Regions from separate parts of the Homo sapiens genome. Here region 1 is linked to region 2. Evidence: read pairs that join two places in POLR2A ChIA-PET (ENCODE). Cell type or tissue: Panc1. All regions are shown on one strand. Each heading gives the region's core, and the rest is flanking DNA. Links, peaks and the distances in the headings are about the cores only. Region 1 holds the start of LOC124904954 (a long non-coding RNA gene). Region 2 overlaps ZBTB46 (zinc finger and BTB domain containing 46).

Region 1 (6,765 bases), core at 1,766-6,765, 150 kb after region 2:
GGATGGGGTCACTAGGGGGTCGTCAAGAGGTTGTCAGGGGCTTCTGGGAGGCGGTGGCTCTGGGCAGAGTCCCCAAAGCTTTGGAGAGTGACAGTGATGGGGCAGCAGAAGCTACAGGAGGGGACCCTGAGGGTGCAGGGTGGCCGAGGAGCCAGGCCAGAGCCTTGAGCATTACGCTGAGGACAGTGGCTCCACCTGGAAGCAACTGGGATTCCCCCGACCAGGTCGGCGCTCAGGCAGAACACGCTCCACCTCGGCGGCTGTGCGCTCAGGAGAGCCCCCACACAGGCCCCAGCCCTGACTCCTCATCTGCCTGCAGGACAGACAGCAAACCCTGCTGCCCTGGCTGCGGAGAAGACTGGAGCCCCACGGAGCGTTCAGAACGTTCCAGGCCTCCCGGAGTCCAAAAGAGGTGGTGGCTGGGACACTCATCGTCCTAACAAGAAGGTCTCGTTCTAACAGGCACCTGTGCTCAAATGACGGACTGGACCAGGGTCCAGGGAAAGGCCTGGAGGAGGAGAAACTGCAGGAAACCCAGCGGCCCCGCGTGGGAGAGTGTGCTGTTCCGTGGGTGTGTGTGTGCTGTCTGTGGGAGTGTGTGTGCTGTTCCGTGGGAGAGTCTGCTGTTCCGTGGGAGTGTGTGCCGTTCCGTGGGTGTGTGTGCTGTTCCGTGGGAGTGTGTGTGCTGTTCCGTGGGAGAGTGTGCTGTTCCGTGGGAGAGTGTGCCGTTCCGTGGGAGTGTGTGCCGTTCCGTGGGTGTGTGTGCTGTTCCGTGGGAGTGTGTGTGCTGTTCCGTGGGTGTGTGTGCCGTTCCGTGGGTGTGTGTGCTGTTCCGTGGGAGTGTGTGTGCTGTTCGTGGGAGTGTGTGTGCTGTTCGTGGGAGTGTGTGTGCTGTTCCATGGGTGTGTGTGCCGTTCCGTGGGGGGCTGTGTGCTGTCCCGTGGGAGTGTGTGCTGCTCCTCTCAACATCTCAGCAACCAGATCATGCAAAGCAGGTGCTCCTCCCAGGTCTCAAAAAGGGAAAACAGGCCTGAAAACAGGCCTCACTCGTGATGTGACAGCCCAGGACTGCACCATGGCCCGTTTCTAGCTCTAGGCTGGGCCTGCAGTGAAGGGGCTGGCTCCCCGCCTCTCACCTCCCTGGCTTGGTGACACCGCTGTCGTCTCCAGGCAGCTCAACAGCATCGATGGCCCCCTCCAGGCGCAGCAGGATCACTGTGGGTCGAGGAGGTGTCACCCACCTCCTCGCAAGGAGGAGGCCCCACCCAGCTGCAAGGAGGCGGGGAGGGCAACACTTACTCTTCAGCTTTGCAATGTCTTCCAGCTCCATGTTCAGCCCTGGGCAAGAGAAAGGCAGCAAAGGCAGTCTGCATCACGCTCGTGCCAACAACCCCGCCCTTGAGAACCAGGATTCCTGGCATGGAAAAAAGGACACCAACATGGAAAGGAAGAGGCCACACAGAATCCATGCAGGCCAAATCCACCAACATGGGAAGGAAGAGGCCACACAGAATCCGTGCAGGCCAAATCCACCAACAGGGGAAGGAAGAGGCCACACAGAATCCGTGCAGGCCAAATCCACCAACAGGGGAAGGAAGAGGCCACACAGAATCCGTGCAGGCCAAATCCACCAACAGGGGAAGGAAGAGGCCACACAGAATCCGTGCAGGCCAAATCCACCAACAGGGGAAGGAAGAGGCCACACAGAATCCGTGCAGGCCAAATCCACCAACAGGGGAAGGAAGAGGCCACACAGAATCCGTGCAGGCCAAATCCACCAACAGGCGAAGGAAGAGGCTACACAGGCCAAATCCAAACTGGAGACACCAAGAGGAGCAGGTGTTTTATCTTTATTTATCTATTCATTTTTGAGACAGGGTGTCACTCTGTCACCCAGGCAGGGGTGCAGCAGCGCCATCTCTGCTCACTGCAACCTCCATGTCCCAGGTTCAAGCAATTCTCGTGTCTGTCTCCCGACTAGCTGGGACTATAGGTGTGCGCCACCATGCCCGGCTAATTTTCGCATTTTTAGTAGAGATGGGGTTTCACCCTGTTGCTCAGGCTGGTCTTAAACTCCTGACCTCAGGTGATCCACCAGTCTTGGTCTCCCAAAGTGCTGGGATTACCGCTGAGCCCTTATGCCTGGCCGGGTGTTTGACCTTTAGAATTAACATTTGTGAACACACCTGTGCGTATGGCTGTATCTCCACGAAAACACCCAGTAACAACGACCAACCCAGTAACCATGACCAACCCGCTGCCGCATGGCGGGTCTTGAAATACCGTCTTGCAGGAAAAGAAAGCAGGGCTTCTTGGAGACTTGGCTGATTCCAGGTCTGGAGCAGGACATGAGTGTGAAAAATCCTGACTCCCAGACAGCAAAGAGGCCACAACCGCCGGGGTCAGGACACAAGAGCCCACATGAAAACACCTCAAGGTGCAGCAACTGAGGTCAGGAGTGAGATTCAGGAGGGAGCATGGGGCAGGACCAATCCCCACGTTCACACACAAACATTCAGTGATGACACTTGATTGACTGATTGATTTTTGAGACGGAGTCTCGCTCTGTCGCCAGGCTGGAGTGCAATGGTGCGATCTCGGCTCACTGCAACCTCCGCCTCCTGGGTTCAAGTGATTCTCCTGCCTCAGCCTCCCAAGTAGCTGGGATTACAAGCATGCACCACCACACCTGGCTAATTTTTTTGTATTTTTAGTAGAGACGGGGTTTCACCGTGTTGGCCAGGATGGTCTCAATCTCTGACCTCGTGATCCGCCTGCCTGGGCCTCCCAAAGTGCTGGGATGACAGGTGTGAGACAGCACACCCGGCCCACCCCCAGCATTTGTCCCACCTTTCCTGTGTGAATGGGATCACCACATAGCTGATATGGTGCAGGGCGTGGTCCTAAGTTATTCCTGCTAACTGACTAGATGATGGAATTAGCACACTGCCATCTTGCAAGCCCCCAGTGATTAACATATTCAGGTGTTCAGCAGCAACAATGTTCACATGGGAAGAAACGGGAAAGGAGATACTGTGAGCCTTCTGATAGAAAGGACGTCCCATCTGGAGCCCGGCAAACGGTGGCCGCAGTCTAACTGGGGCCCTCAAGCCACCTAAGTTCAGAGTAAACCGGGGAACTCGTGTGGCTGCCCCTCCTGTACAGATTCCGACTCTGCAGGGTAAACGGCCTGGGCTCTTCAATAAATAAAGTGTGAGGAAAAGAATGGACCCTGCCAAGCACAGTGGCACACGCCTGTAGTCCCAGGAGCTTGGGAGGCCGAGGCAGGAGGATCACTTGAGCCCAAGAGGTGGAGGCTGCAGGAGGTGGAGGCTGCAGTGAGCCGTGATGGCACCACCGCTCTCCAGCCTGGGTGACAGAGTGAGACCCCATCTCCAAAGGGGTGGGGGAACAGATAGGGATGAAAACTGAAGTTCTGGTCCTGAATGAGATGGCAGAAGCCCACCCCACCACACGTCCCCCACTAGTTACAACAAAAAGCCCTGCACATCAAGTAACTAACAAAACTGAAGAGTGGAGAAGGCCCCGTGGTGATGTTCACACAGGCCTGGGGGTGGGTGGATGTTTCTCCCACGTTATGTAAGCGATGAAATGGCAGCTGCCGAGATGAGGGAAGGAGACCTGTCACTCTCCCCACCCTGCGCCAAGCGAAGGATGGAAAGAGGCGGCCGTCCACCCCGTTAGAGAGGTGGGGTTGGGGGACTGTGGAGAGGAGGGAGGTGGAGCGTTCAAAGTCCCAGGAACCCCTTCCCCCACTGCAACTCCCTGCGTGGCAATCTTGAGAGCCGGTGGCAGTGGTGCACACCTGTGGTCCCGGCGCTTTAAGACGCTGAGACGGGAAGATCCCATGAGCCCAGGAGGCCGAGGCTACAGGGAACTTTGATTGTACCACCACATTCCAGCCTGGGCAACAGAGTGAGACCCTGTCACTTAAATATATGTATATATATATATATATAAAGGGATTCTAAAGCCAGAACACCTGATAACTTCTGTACTAAACAAATGCCAACTTTGCAAACTCACTCTCTACCAAGCAGCCATCCTGGTGAGAAGGGTGAGGACGGGGCTCCCCAGGGTCCAGGGTCCCCGTGGTGTCCGTCCACATGTGCGATTTTAAAGGAAAATGGGGGAAGCTGATGCTGTTTACACCTGGAGATGCTCACGAGCAAGTAGTGTCACAGCAGAACCTATGAAGATATTCACACAGACTCCTAGTCAGCTGTTTACAGAAGCCATGTAGAAAATATGGACAAAGGCCGGGCGTGGCGGCTCACGCCTGTAATCCCAGCACTTTGGGAGGCCGAAGCGGGTGGATCACGTGAGGTCAGGAGTTCGAGACCAGCCTGGCCAACACGGAGAAACCATCTCTACTAAAAATACAAAATTAGCTGGGCGTGGTGGTGCACGCCTGTGATCCCAGCTACTTGGGAGGCTGAGGCAGGAGAATTGCTTGAACCCAGGAGGCGGAGGTTGCAGTGAGCCAAGATCGCGCCATTGCACTCCAGCCTGGGCAACAAAAGTGAAACTCCATCTCAAAAAAAAAAAAAAGAAAGAAAATATAGACCAACTGACAACATCCATGAAGGGTTTCCACGTTTTCCACGTATGCCGTGACTAGCGCTGTGTGGAAATACACCTCTGGACAAACACTGGGAAGGAACCTACAGGCAGAGCAGCTGATGCATGCCAGATTTGTGGGTCATTTAAAGATGCAAAATGCCCTTACAGTGAATATATTTAGTTTTCCTTTTTTTTTTTTTTGAGATGGCCTCACTCTGCCGCCCAGGCTGGAGTGCAGTGGAGTCATCTGGGGCACCGGAAGCTCTGCCTCCCAGGCTCAAGCACGCCTCCCACTTCGGCCTCCGGAAAAGCTTGGACCACAGGAGCACACCACCACACCTGGCTAATTTTTTGGCAGGGGCGAGGTTCCGCCATGTTGCCCAGGCTGGTCTCAAACTCCTGGCCTCAAGCGATGCTCCCAACTCAGCTTCACAAAGTAGAGTTTTCCAGTTTTACACAGTAGAGGCCAAGTTGATACTGGCTGGGAGAAGACATAGGTCTTTGGAAAATACCAGAACTACTGAACAATACCAGCCCTTCCACAGGCTACAGGACCCTGAAGAATTCACACCCAAGAAGCCTCTGAGAGAAGCGGATGCCCTGCAGTGCCAGCCTGAATAGATGGTGCCCAGGCCGACCACACACAGCCACAGGGCAGGCTGCCCACTGCAGTAGCACGGGCCTCAGGACCAAGCAGCCTGGCTATGAACGCACCTGGGCTGGGGGAGTCCGTGCTGAACTCCGGGTGGGGCTCACCCTGCAGCAGCGCAGGCCTCAGGACCAAGCAGTCTGGCTATGAACGCACCTGGGCTGGGGGAGTCCGCGCTGAACTCCGGGTGGGGCTCACCCTGCTGCGCTGCCTTGGTCTGCTCCTCCAGCACCTGGTCTATGACGTCCAGTCCTGAAGCCAGGTCATGGGGAGTCAGGTCAAAGGATGCCGATTCTTCACACATCTTCTCCTAGAGCCCAAGCACACCCGAATCACCACAGAACAGGACAGGATCGGGGGTTCCAGAAAGCAGAAATGGGGTGGGGGTGCAGAAGGCACAGGAGGCTGACAGCCAAGTTCCCAAAGCCTTGGCCTGGGGTCTGTAAAAGGCCACAAGTAGGTCCAAACATGACTGTGTGGCCCACACCAATATTTAGAAACGATTGTTTCAGGCCGGGCGCGGTGGCTCACACCTGTAATCCCAGCACTTTGGGAGGCCAAGGTGGGCAGATCACTTGAGCTCAGGGGTTCAAGACCAGCCTGGGCAACGCTGGGAAACCCCGCCTCTACAAAAAATACAAAAATTAGCCGGGCGTGGTGGTGTGCACCTGTAGTCCCGGCTACTCGGGAGGCTGAGGTGGGAGGATGGCTTGAGCCCAGGAGGTGGAGGTTGCAGTGGGCCAAGATCATACCACTGAACTCCAGCCTGGACGACAGAAGGAGACCCTGTCTCAACAAACAAACAAACAATTATTTCACTGGAATTGCCAATTATTCTTTTTGATTTTATTTTTTTTGAGACGGAGTCTTGCTCTGTCACCAGGCTGGAGTACAGTGGTGTGATCTTGGCTCATTGCAACCTCTACCTCCTGGGTTCGAGTGATTCTCCTGCCTCAGCCTCCTGAGTAGCTGGGACTATAGGCACACGCCACCACGCCCAGCTAATTTTTTTGTATTTTTAGTAGAGACGGTGTTTCACTATGTTGGCCAGGATGGTCTTGATCTCTTGACCTCGTGATCCGCCCACCTCAGCCTCCCAAAGTGCTGGGATTATAGGCATGAGCTAGCGCGCCCAGTCAACATTTTTTTTTTTGACACAGAATCCCGCTTTGTCACCCAGGCTGGAATGCAGTGGTGTGATCCTGGCTCACTGCAGCCTCTGCCTCCAAGGTTCAAGCGATTCTCCTGCCTCAGTCTCAAGCCATGTGGCCGGAAGGGCAGAGACACTGCAGGCAAGACCACAAGCCTGCTGCTGCCGAGGGCAGAGGAGACAGCCCTGGCCCAGGCTGACCCCGAGCTGGCTGGAGGGAAAGGGTCTGGTGAGCGGCCTGTGGGGGCCCTGCGCCTGACGGGCAGGTCCCTGGCCCAGCTGGCCAGTCTCCAGCCCCAGCAGAGGCATCGGATCAGGGCGGGAGGGGGTGGCAGAAGCTCCTGGTGTGCTCAGTCCCCAGTCCTGGGCACCTAGGGCTTCA
Region 2 (11,004 bases), core at 2,390-7,389:
CCTCTGTGGAGATGTGGAGAGGGGCACTGCTGTGCCTTGGGCTACGTGCAGAGGGCTTAGGAACTCCCGGTGTTGACAGCTGCCTTTGTGAGAGGTGGACACACCTGGACCGCGTGGCCCACGTTACTCTGGGCAAGTCGTCTTCTTAGTGTGGGTCACCCGCCGGATGGACAGAGGCTTTGCTTATCTGCTGGGGCATGGGGAGCAAAACTATGGCTCTTAACTGGGCAGAAGAACGAGAAGTCGGCCCAAGCTAAGCATTACCTGTCGCAGTGTTGATTCGCCGCTTTCCCAACTGACTTCCCTGAAAGAATCCCACAAAAAGTCACAGAGATTAGAAGCTTCTGAGTTATGAAGAAACTCGAAGGCCTGGTTGTTGATTTCTGGGCTGTGGAGGGGCACATCCAGACACACAGGCTTTCTAGAAACACACTCATAATCCACTCATTGGCCATAGCCAGCCGCTTTGCAGAGGCTGAGAAGTGGAGCAAGGCTGTTCTGGTTGGAGGAACAGCAAGTGCAGGGATAGAACCAGAAAACAGAGTTGTTGACACAAAGTGCCCAGGGCTGTTTGTGCAGCATGGGGACAACTGGCCCTGGGAAGCCGGGAGGGAGGGGTTTGATGGTAGTGAGATGGTGGGCGGGAGGGAGGGTTTTTTTTTTTTTTTTTGAGACGGAGTCTTGTTCTGTCCCCCAGGCTGGAGTGCAGTGACGAGATCTCGGCTCATTACAACCTCTGCCTCCCGGGTTCAAGCGAATCTCCTGCCTTGGCCTCCCTAGAAGCTGGGATTATGGGCATCCGCCACCACGCCCGGCTAATTTTTGTATTTTTAGTAGAGATGGGGTTTCATCATGTTGGCCAGGCTGGTCTTGAACTCCTGACCTCAAGTGATCCGCCTGCCTCGGTCTCCCAAAGTGCTGGGATTACAGGCATGAGCTACTGCACCCAGCCAGGAAGGGTTTGATGATGGTGAGATGGGGGTGCAGTGATGGGAAGATGGGGGAGGGAGGGTTTGATGACGGTGAGACGGGGGTGCAGTGATGGGAAGATGGGGGAGGGAGGGTTTGATGACGGTGAGACGGGGGTGCAGTGATGGGAAGATGGGGGAGGGAGGGTTTGATGACGGTGAGACGGGGGTGCAGTGATGGGAAGATGGGGGAGGGAGGGTTTGATGACGGTGAGACGGGGGTGCAGTGATGGGAAGATGGGGGAGGGAGGGTTTGATGACGGTGAGACGGGGGTGCAGTGATGGGAAGATGGGGGAGGGAGGGTTTGATGACGGTGAGATGGGGGTGCAGTGATGGGAAGATGGGGGAGGGAGGGTTTGATGACGGTGAGATGGGGGTGCAGTGATGGGAAGATGGGGGAGGGAGGGTTTGATGACGGTGAGATGGGGGTGCAGTGATGGAAACATCACCTCTCAGAGCACCCAGAAGAACGGGGGTGGGGGAAGGCGGTAAGTGTTCCTTGGCCACGTGAAATTTTGGGTGGGATTAGAACCTCTGAGTTGTCCTGCAGACCCTGAGCTTTCAGGAAAAAGGGCGTGGTTCAGGGCTTTTGTGGCAACCGCCAAGTGAGTTTTTCTGATATTTGCTAAATTAGCTTTCAAGACAACATGGTCTGTAGTCTTTCTTGTCTTGGTGTGGCCCTATTTGAATAAAATGGGTGTTCTCTTTCCATGCCATTTAAATTATTGAATCTGGTGAATGGCAGTATCCTTTTATTTGGCAAGTTCAAAGCCAGCTTAGGTATTTTCGAAAGAAGTAGAGATTATTCAGCTCCTTTAGGGGTGGAGGACAGACTGGCTGAAGAAGGCACTTGTTTGTCCAGGTCCAGCCCCATTTCTTCCTCCTCCCATTTCAGTGTGGAATCTGCAGACCCACAAGACTCGGAATTTCCCATGCTTCAGGGAGGCCGGCTGCTCAACCTCGAAGGTGGCCCTGATGCTTAGGTGGGACGTGTCTGCTTGTTACCCATTCAAGGAAACAGAGGACTTTGGCCAGCGACCCTGCCCTGAGCCTCTGGTCTCTAAAGAAGCCTTGATTCGCCTACAGCCTCCTCTCTGCACTCAAAATCTCCACTTCTCAAGTGTAATCTGGTCGTTTACGTTAGTCCTGTGGGGAGCCCATTCAACGGTTTACATTTCCTTTTACAAACAGAAAACGGAGCAGTCCCAAAGAACACACACACACACACACACACACACACACAAGGTTCCTAGAGGACAAAGGTCAGGACAGGAATCAGGACAGAGGAAAAGGAATTGGAAGACACCACAACGAGAAAACTTGTTCTGGGAAGTGTGTGGTCAGGGATGCAGTGTGACGTGGATATTGTCCTTTTTTCTGGTCTGAATTATTTAATTTTTTTTTGAGAAGGGGCCTCGTTCTGTTGCCCAGGCTGGAGTGCAGTGGCACAGTCATGGCTCACTGCGGCCTCGACCTGGGCTAAGGTGATCCTCCCACCTCTGCCTCCTGAGTACCTGGGACTACAAGCACGCACCACCACACCCGGCCAATTTTTTTATTTTTGTTTTATTTTTATTTTATCTTATTTATTTATTTATTTTTTTGAGACAGGGTCTCACTCTGTCGCTAAGGCTGGAATGCAGTGGCGTGATCTTGGCTCACTGCAACCTCTGCTTCCTGGGCTCAAGTGATTCTTGTGCCTCAGTCTCCTGAGTAGCTAGGATTATAGGCGTGTGCCACCACACCCTGCTAATTTTTGTACTTTTTTTAGTAGAGACCAGGTTTTGCCATGTTGCCCACGCTGGTCTTGAACTCCTGAGCGCGAGTGCACCCCCATCTGCCCACCTGGAACCCCCAAAGTACCGGGATGACAGTGAGCCACTGTGCCTGGCCTTTTGTTCCCATTTTTATTTTTATTTTATGTATGTATTTTTGAGGTGGAGTCTCGCTCTGTCGCTCAGGCTGGAGTGCAGTGGTGCAGTTTTGGCTCACTGCAATCTCCACCTCTCGGTTTCAAGTGATTCTCCTGCTGCCTCAGCCTCCTGAGTAACTGGGATCACAGGTGCGCGCCACCATGCCCAGCTAATTTTTTTTTTAAGTTTTAGTACAGACGGGGTTTGTCCATGTTGCCCAGGCTGGTCTCGAACTCCTGAGCTTAAGTGATCCACCCGTCTCGGCTTCCCAAAGTGCTAGGATGACAGGTGTGTGCCACCGCTCCCGACTTTTTGTTTCCATTTTTAAAACATGTTTTGTACAGACAGGGTCTCGCTGTGTTGCCCAGGCTGGTCTCAAACTCCTGGGCTCAAGCATTCATCCTGCCTCAGCCTCCCAAAGTGCTGGGACGACAGGTGTGAGCCATAGCACCTGGCCCGTGGTCTGGAATTCCGAGACTCACTGTAGGCTTCACTCTCATGTTTTCGTGCTTGCCGGGTTGGCCGTGTCCTGTGCTCGCCGTGTGGTCAGTGCTGTTCCTGTTTCTCCTAACAGCAGCCGTTGACTGATGGTGCATCTTCCTGTGGACATGTCTTTAAACCCAAGCGTGGGAGGGTGAGGAAGCTGTCAGTCTGGTGTAGGACTGAGCCCAGCCTTGGCCAATCACGGAACCCATTGTACTGAAATGGAATAGGCCTCCTGTGCTCCTTTGTCGGGGCCTAGAGCCCATCAGTCCCAGGGCTGGGTTTTGCATGCGTGTACACGTGTCAGCTCTAGGGAGAGCACCCCAGGCTTTTCTCATTGGGGGCCCGTGTCACATACAAAAGTGCCCGTCTCCCCCATGGGTGTGCTGGTGGGTGAATTCAGGGCGCTTGAACTCAGGAAGGCTGGACGTGTGTCCCGTCGTTTATTCCCGGTTCTCCCAGCCACCTCCGGTTCCCGACGCTGTGAGTGCAGCTTTGCTGGCTGGTGCTGCAAGTGTGTTTAGGATTTTCTGCCTGTTTCGGGAGTGTATCGGTTCCGCTTGATCAGGGCTGTGTTCATGTTTCTAAAATGTTAATGGTAAGAGCTCACTATTGAGTAAAAGCACAGATGGTAATTTTTCCCGCAAAAAGCTTCTTAGATAGGGGAAGTTAAAGGTGTAAGTTCTCGCAGTGTGCTGAGTGACTGGCTGGGTTTTTCTGGTGAGTAAGTGCTTGGGGCAGGCTGCGGGACAGCCTTGTGCTCTGAGAATTGTTAGTGATATCACAAAGGTTTTTATTTCTGAAGGGAAACTAAGGGAGTCAGGATATTTAAAACCGCCTCGGTGCTTCCTAAACAGTGGCTGTTGTTTTTTTCCAAAGTGAATGAAACATTTCAGGTTAATGTTACTCTGTACTTTAAGTATTTCTGTTTAGCATCACCTTATTAAAAGTGAGCCTGGACCAGACATGGTGGCTTACACCTGTAATCCCAGCACTTTGGGAGGCCGAGGTGGGCAGATCACCTGAGGTCAGGAGTTTGAGACTAGCCTGGCTGACATGGTGAAACCCCATTTATACTAAAAATATATACACAAAAAAATTAGCTGTGCGTGGTGGCACACACCTGTAATCCCAGCTACTTGGGAGGCTGAGGCAGGAGAATCACTTGAACCTGGGAGGTGGAGGTTGCAGTGAGCTGAGAGCGCACCATTGCACTCCAGCCTGGGCAACAAGAGGGAAACTCCGTCTCAGAAAAAAAAAAAAAAGCGTGCCTGCTTGTAGTCCCAGCTGCTCAGGAGGCTGAGGCAGGAGGAGCGTTTGAGCCCAGGAGTTTAAGGCCACCCTGGGCAACACAGCAAGACCCTCTCTAAAATAAAAAATAATAATAGTAATAATGGCCAGGCACAGGGGCTCAGGCCTGTAATCCCAGCACTTTGGAGGCTGAGGTGGGTGGATCCTGAGGTTAGGAGTTTGTCTTGGCCAACATCGTGAAGCCCTGTCTCTACTGAAAAAAAAAAAAAAGGCCGGGCGCAGTGGCTCACGCCTGTAATACTTTGGGAGGCTGAGGCGGGCGGATCATGAGGTCAAGAGATTGAGACCATCTTGGCCAACATGGTGAAACCCCGTCTCTACTAAAAATACAAAAATTAGCTGGGCGTGATGGCGCATGCCTGTAATCCCAGCTACTTGGGAGGCTGAGGCAGGAGAATCTTTTGAACCTGGGAGGCGGAGGTTGCAGTGAGCTGAGATCGCACCATTGCACTCTAGCCTGGGCAACAAGAGCGAAACTCCATCTAAAAAAAAAAAAAAATTAGCCATGCATGGGGGCAGACACCTGTAGTCCCAGATCTTCGGGAGGATGAGGCAGGAGAATCGCTTGAACCTGGGAAGCAGAGATTGCAGTGAGCCGAGATCGTGCTGTGGCACTCCAGCCTGGGCAACAGTGTGAGGCTCCATCTAAAAAAATAATAAATAGGCTGGGCGCGGTGGCTCACGCCTGTAATCCCAGAACTTTGGAAGGCCCAGGTGGGCGGATCACCTGAGGTCGGGAGTTCGAGATCAGCCTGACCAACATGGAGAAACCCGGTCTCTACCAAACATTCAAAATTAGCTGGGCATGGTGGCGCGCCTGTAATCCAGCTACTCGGGAGGCTGAGGCAGGAGAATCGCTTGAACTGGGGAGGTGGAGGTTGTGTGAGCCGAGATTGCACCACTGCACTCCAGCTTGGGCAACAAGAGCAAAACTCTGTCTCAAAAAAAAAATATATATATATAATATACTTCTTAAAAAGTGTGCCTGTTTACATTGGCCAGGCGCGGTGTCTCATGCCTGTAATCCCAGCACTTTGGGAGGCCGAGGCAGGCGGATCATGAGGTCAGGAGATCGAGACCATCCTGGCTAACATAGTGGAACCCCGTCTCTATTAAAAATACAAAAAAACAAAATTAGCTGGGTGTGGTGGCGGGTGCCTGTAGTCCCAGCTACTCAGGAGGCTGAGGTGGGAGAATGGCGTGAACCTGGGAGGCAGAGCTTGCAGTGAGCCGAAATCGTGCCACTGCACTCCAGCCTGGGTGACAGAGCGAGACTTCGTCTCAAACAAAAAAAAAAGTGTGCCTGTTTACTGTTTTTATGACTTTTGCTTTCTTTTCTTCGTTATACGTTGCTAACGTCATACACTGGGAGTTTGCATGTTTTTGCCTGAGGAAATGGTTATGTTTCGCTGCCTACGGTGATATATGGAAATACATCTATAGTATTTCGTTGCTTTTATTTTAGTTTGTATGTAGACTTGTTCTGTACTTCGGAGTGTTTTGAAGAACTTTTCGGAAATCATTAGCAGACACCCTCTGCTGGACGGTGAAATGCGTGTCCCGTGACTGACAAAGCGGCTGTCAGTGCTCCGAGCGTCCCAGTTGCTTTTCTTACTTGTTGGCGGAGTGAGGCAGGGAGTTACGAGGTGGCACTAACTCTGATATCCCATCTAGTTAAAGCCATTTTCACGGCTGCTCACTGGATTTCACTAGACGTTGCAGTAACATTCAGGGAGGCCGAGAAGTGGTTGTTTTAATCCGTTTACCTCTGGTCTGGCCCCTGGGACACTGTTGCTGTTTTTGCTTTCTTCAGTGTGGAAATTGCTAGAGACCTTGGGAGAAGGGAGGGTAGGAGGTCCCATCGTCTGTGGGACCCTGTGTCTGTGTAAGGCCATGTCGAGTGCCCATGGCAGAGCCCTCACAGGAAGCAGAGCTGTGATCACAGACGCCTCCGGGTGAGCCTGAGATTCAGGGTCAGGAAGGGTCTGAGTGAGACACACACCTGCACCCTGGTGAGGGCTGGCTCGTCTTCTTCGGGATGCGCTCCTGGAGGGAGCAAAGCTGGCAGGCAGCATCCATTAGCATCCCGGGTGCGCTCTCTGTTCGCTTAATGTTATTGATAACAACCTCATTTTGTACTTCACCTAATTTTTGCCTTGTCTTAAGAAGGAAGCGCATCCAGGAAGTCATGAGTTGGTGTCTCAGTGATGCTCTTCTCTTCTCAGACAGAGTCTCACTCTGTCGCCCAGGCTGGAGTGCAGTGGCGCGATCTCAGCTCACTGCCACCTCCATCTCCCGGGTTCAAGCGATTCTCCTGCCTCAGCCTCCTGAGTAGCTGGGATTACAGGCGCACACCACCACGCCTGGCTAATTTTTGTATTCTGTAGTAGAAACGGGGTTTCACCATGTTGGTCAGGCGGTCTTGAACTCCTGACCTTGTGATCCGCCCACCTTGGCCTCCCAAAGTGCTGGGATTACAGGCTTGAGCCACTGCGCCTGGCCTTCTTTTTTTTTTTTTTTTTTGAGCTGGAGTTTCGTTCTTTCACCCAGGCTGGAGTGCAGTGGCGCGATCTCGGCTCACTGCAACCTCTGCCTTGCAACCTCTGCCTTCCAGTTTCAAGCGATTCTCCTGCCTCAGCCTCCCCAGTAGCTGGGATTACAGGTGTCTGCCACCATGCCCGGCTAATTTTTGCATTTTTTTTTAATAGACACGGGGTTTCACCATGTTGGCCAGGCTGGTCTCGAACTCCTGACCTTGTGATCTGTCCGCCTCGGCATCCTAAAGTGTTGGGATGACAGGCATGAGCCACCGCGACCAGCCAGTGATGCTTTTCTTGACATGCTGACATGAATACATAACTATCAGGAGAGATGGCGAGTGCCCAGGTGTTGGCTGGAGCTGTGGCCACTGTTGCTGTAGAACATGCCCTGGGGGTCCGCACTGGCCTGGCCCACCCTCCCTCTGCAGAACTGACTGCGGGGCGGCACTGCGCTGCTCTCCTCCTCACGAAGACCCAGGGTTGGACCTCCTTACGCAGCCCAGCTGGAGGGGACCGTGACTTGGATGCAGGGGCTGCACCGAGGGCTTCTGGGCTTTGCATCTGGTTTCTGGGTGGCTTTGCCACGTGCTTTCCAGCAGGACCGTGGTCAAGGCATGCCTCACCTGGCAGGGGCAGCGTGGATGGCGCCAGTGGCTCTCACCCCAGCGCCCTTGTCCAGCTCTACAAAGGGCCCCTTGCAGTGTACCTCAAAACTACAGACTCAAAAGGCAGGGTCCCTGGCGGATGGGACCATGTGAGTCCTGGGTGAAGACCCCCAGTGCCACCACTCAGAGCGTGGTGCCGTGCAGTCTCTGTAGGTGAGCTTGCTGTTTGGGCGAGTTCCTGGGGCTGCGTTACATGGGACCATGGCCTGAGTGGCTGAAAACGGTAGAGCCTTATTCTGTCACAGGGCTGGAGGCTGACACCCAGCATCGGGGTGGACGGGGCCACTCTTCCTCCCAAGGCTCCAGGGGAGGGTCCTCCTGCCTCTTCAGCTGCAGGTGTTGACCACAGTCCCTGGTGCCTCTTGGCTTATAGACGCCTCGCTCCAGCCTCTGCCTCTGTCTTCACACAGTCTCCCCTGCGGGTGTCCAGGTTTTTTCCTCTTCTTTCTTCTTCTTCCTTTTTTTTTTTTTTTTGAGACAGAGTCTCACTCTGCTGCCCAGGCTGGAGTGTAGTGGCACCATTTCAGCTCACTGCAGCCTCCACCTCCCAGGTTTAAGCGATTCTCCTGCCTCAGCCTTCCAAGTAGCTGGGATTACAGGCGTGTGCCACCACGCCTGACTAATTTTTTGTATTTTTGGTAGGTACAGGGTTTCACCATGTTGCCCAGGCTGGTCTCGAACTCCTGACCTCAGGTGATCCGCCCACCTTGGCCTCCTGAAGAGCTGGGATTACAAGCCTGAGCCACTGCACCCGGCCTCTTTTTCTTTTTCTATTTTTTTTTCTTGAGACAGGATCTCACTCTGTGGGCCAGGCTGGAGTACAGTGGCACAAGCACAGCTCACTGTAGCCTCCTTCTCCCAGACTCAAGGATCCTCTTGCCTCAGCCTCCCAAGTAGCTGGGACTACAAGCATGCACCATCATACCTGGCTAATTTTTTTACTTTTTGTAGGGACAGGGTCTCCCTATGTGGCCCATGCTGGGCTCAAGCGATCCTCCTGCCTCTGCCTCCCCAAGAGTTGGGATTACAGGCATGAGCCACCACATCTGGCCCTTTCCTTTTCTTTTCTTTTCTTTTTTTTTTTGAGACTGAGTTTCGCTCTTGTTGCCCAGGCTGGACTGCAGTGGCGCGATCTTGGCTCAACGCAACCTCTGCCTCCTGGGTTCAAGCGATTCTCCTGCCTCAGCCTTCCTGAGTAGCTGGGATTACAGGCATGCGCCACCATGCCCGGCTAGTTTCGTATTTTTAGTAGAGATGGGGTTTCTCCATGTTGGTCAGGCTGGTCTCGAACTCCTGACCTCAGATGATCTGCCCGCCTCAGCCTTCCAAAGTGCTGGGATTACAGGCGTGAGCCACCGTGCCAGGCCTGGCCTTTTCCTTTTCTTTTAAGGAAGCTGGTCCTATTGGGTGAGGGCCCGCCCTAATCCACTATGACCTCATCTTAACTTGATTATATTTGCAAAGACCCTATTTCCAAATAAGGTCACGTTTGCAGGTTTAGGACTTCAGCAGACACATTTCAGCCCTTAACAGCATCACAGCTTGGGTTTTCTTGATGCATCTTTCACACGTATTTCTCTATGGAGGCTTCTCCACACATCAGCAGCTGCTACCTCTCGTGGCCACTGTATCCTTGACGCTGCTGTTATTTACAGCAGAGGTGGCAAGTAACCAGCGTCACCAAAATATTAACTAATGCATTCAGCCAGTGTGCACGCAGCCCTGGGCCTGTGGCAGGTCAGGTTCCTGGCCTGGGTACACAGCAGGTCATGGAGTCCTTGCTTTGCTGGGTTATGCAGATGGGGGAGATGCTTTGAGTATCTTGGGTGATGTGAGCCTGTGAGGAGAGACACGGGGTGGGTGGGGAGGGAGTCATGTTGAGGGTGAGCAGAGATGGAGCCAAGAGGGGCAGCTGAGTGTTGCGGCTGCTTGTGCCTCCCAATCCGAAGCAGGACTCGGGCCCTCCTCTGGGCACCCCCTTTGCCTTGCTCACTGCACCTGTGCCCACTGCATCTGTGCCCACCGCACCTGCACCCACTGCACCTGCACCCACTGCACCTGCGCCCACCTGCGCCCACTGCACCTGCGCCCACTGCACCTGTGCCCACCTGTGCCCACTGCACCTGCGCCCACCGCACCTGCACCCACCGCACCTGTGCCCACCTGCGCCCACTGCACCTGTGCCCACCTGTGCCCACTGCACCTGCGCCCACTGTACCTGCACCCACTGCACCTGTGCCCACTGTACCTGCACCCACTGCACCTGTGCCCACCTGTGTCCACTGTACCTGTGCCCACTGCACCTGCACCCACTGGACCTGCGCCCACCTGCACCTGCACTCACTGCACCTGTGCTCACCTGCACTCACTGCACCTATGCCCATCTGTACCCACTGCACCTGCACCTTCTGCACTTGTGCCCACCTGTACCCACTGCACCTGTGCTCACCTGCACCTACTGCACCTGCACCCACTCGACCTGCGCCCACCTGCACCTGCACTCACTGCACCTATGCCCACCTGCACTCACTGCACCTATGCCCACCTGTACCCACTGCACCTGCACCTTCTGCACCTGTGCCCACCTGCACCCACTGCACCTGTGCTCACCTGCACCTGTGCCCATCTGCACCCACTGCACCTGCACCCACTGGACCTGTGCCCACCTGCACCTGCACTCACTGCACCTGTGCCCACCTGCACTCACTGCACCTATGCCCACCTGTACCCACTGCACCTGTGCTCACCTGCACCTGTGCCCACCTGCACCCACTGCACCTTTGCCCACTGCACCTGCACTCACTGCACCTGTGCCCACCTGTACCCACTGCACCTGCACCTACTGCACCTATGCCCACCTGCACCTGTGCCCATCTGCACCCACTGCACCTTTGCCCACTGCACCTGCACTCACTGCACCGGTGCCCACCTGCACCCACTGCACCTGCACCCATTGCACTCACTGCACTTGCACTCGTGCCCACTGCACCTGCGCCCACTGCACCTGGGCCCACTGCACCTGTGCCTTCAGCTCAGACTTGGGCTCTCGGCCTTTTGTGTCTTCTCAGCAGCTGGTGAGCTGTGGCCCCTTTTCAGAATAGCATGTTTTGTTTGTTTATTTTG

What was found. Peaks named below come from ENCODE experiments on the same cell type or tissue, not always from the same donor. Only the 100,000 strongest peaks of a DNase experiment are listed, where the experiment ranks them.
Region 1: POLR2A ChIA-PET joins it to region 2 with 9 read pairs; 2 of 35 experiments call an interaction of 5 or more read pairs at or near these places.

The regions. Positions count from the first base shown.
Region 1 is chr20:63,672,718-63,679,482 of GRCh38, reverse strand. RTEL1 (regulator of telomere elongation helicase 1) reads right to left here. Exons shown (of 35, transcript NM_001283009.2): 10 at 5,390-5,543; 11 at 1,300-1,338; 12 at 1,137-1,215. RTEL1-TNFRSF6B (RTEL1-TNFRSF6B readthrough (NMD candidate)) reads right to left here. Exons shown (of 38, transcript NR_037882.1): 10 at 5,390-5,543; 11 at 1,300-1,338; 12 at 1,137-1,215. It overlaps LOC124904954 (a long non-coding RNA gene), which reads left to right and starts at 1,108. Exons shown (of 2, transcript XR_007067717.1): 1 at 1,108-1,839. RefSeq lists a cis regulatory region at 2,898 and an enhancer at 2,826-2,970. In Panc1, for the core only: no CTCF peak of the experiment used is centred there; no DNase peak of the experiment used is centred there.
Region 2 is chr20:63,815,067-63,826,070 of GRCh38, reverse strand. The region is part of intron 1 of ZBTB46 (zinc finger and BTB domain containing 46); the gene reads left to right. It overlaps ZBTB46-AS1 (ZBTB46 antisense RNA 1), which reads right to left. Exons shown (of 3, transcript NR_110081.1): 2 at 5,200-5,321; 3 at 3,056-3,949. Among named protein-coding and RNA genes, the nearest start is that of ZBTB46, 11 kb to the left of the region's middle. RefSeq lists enhancers at 9,555-10,305, 10,306-11,004. In Panc1, for the core only: no CTCF peak of the experiment used is centred there; no DNase peak of the experiment used is centred there; H3K4me3 peaks cover 740 bases; H3K27ac peaks cover 1,046 bases.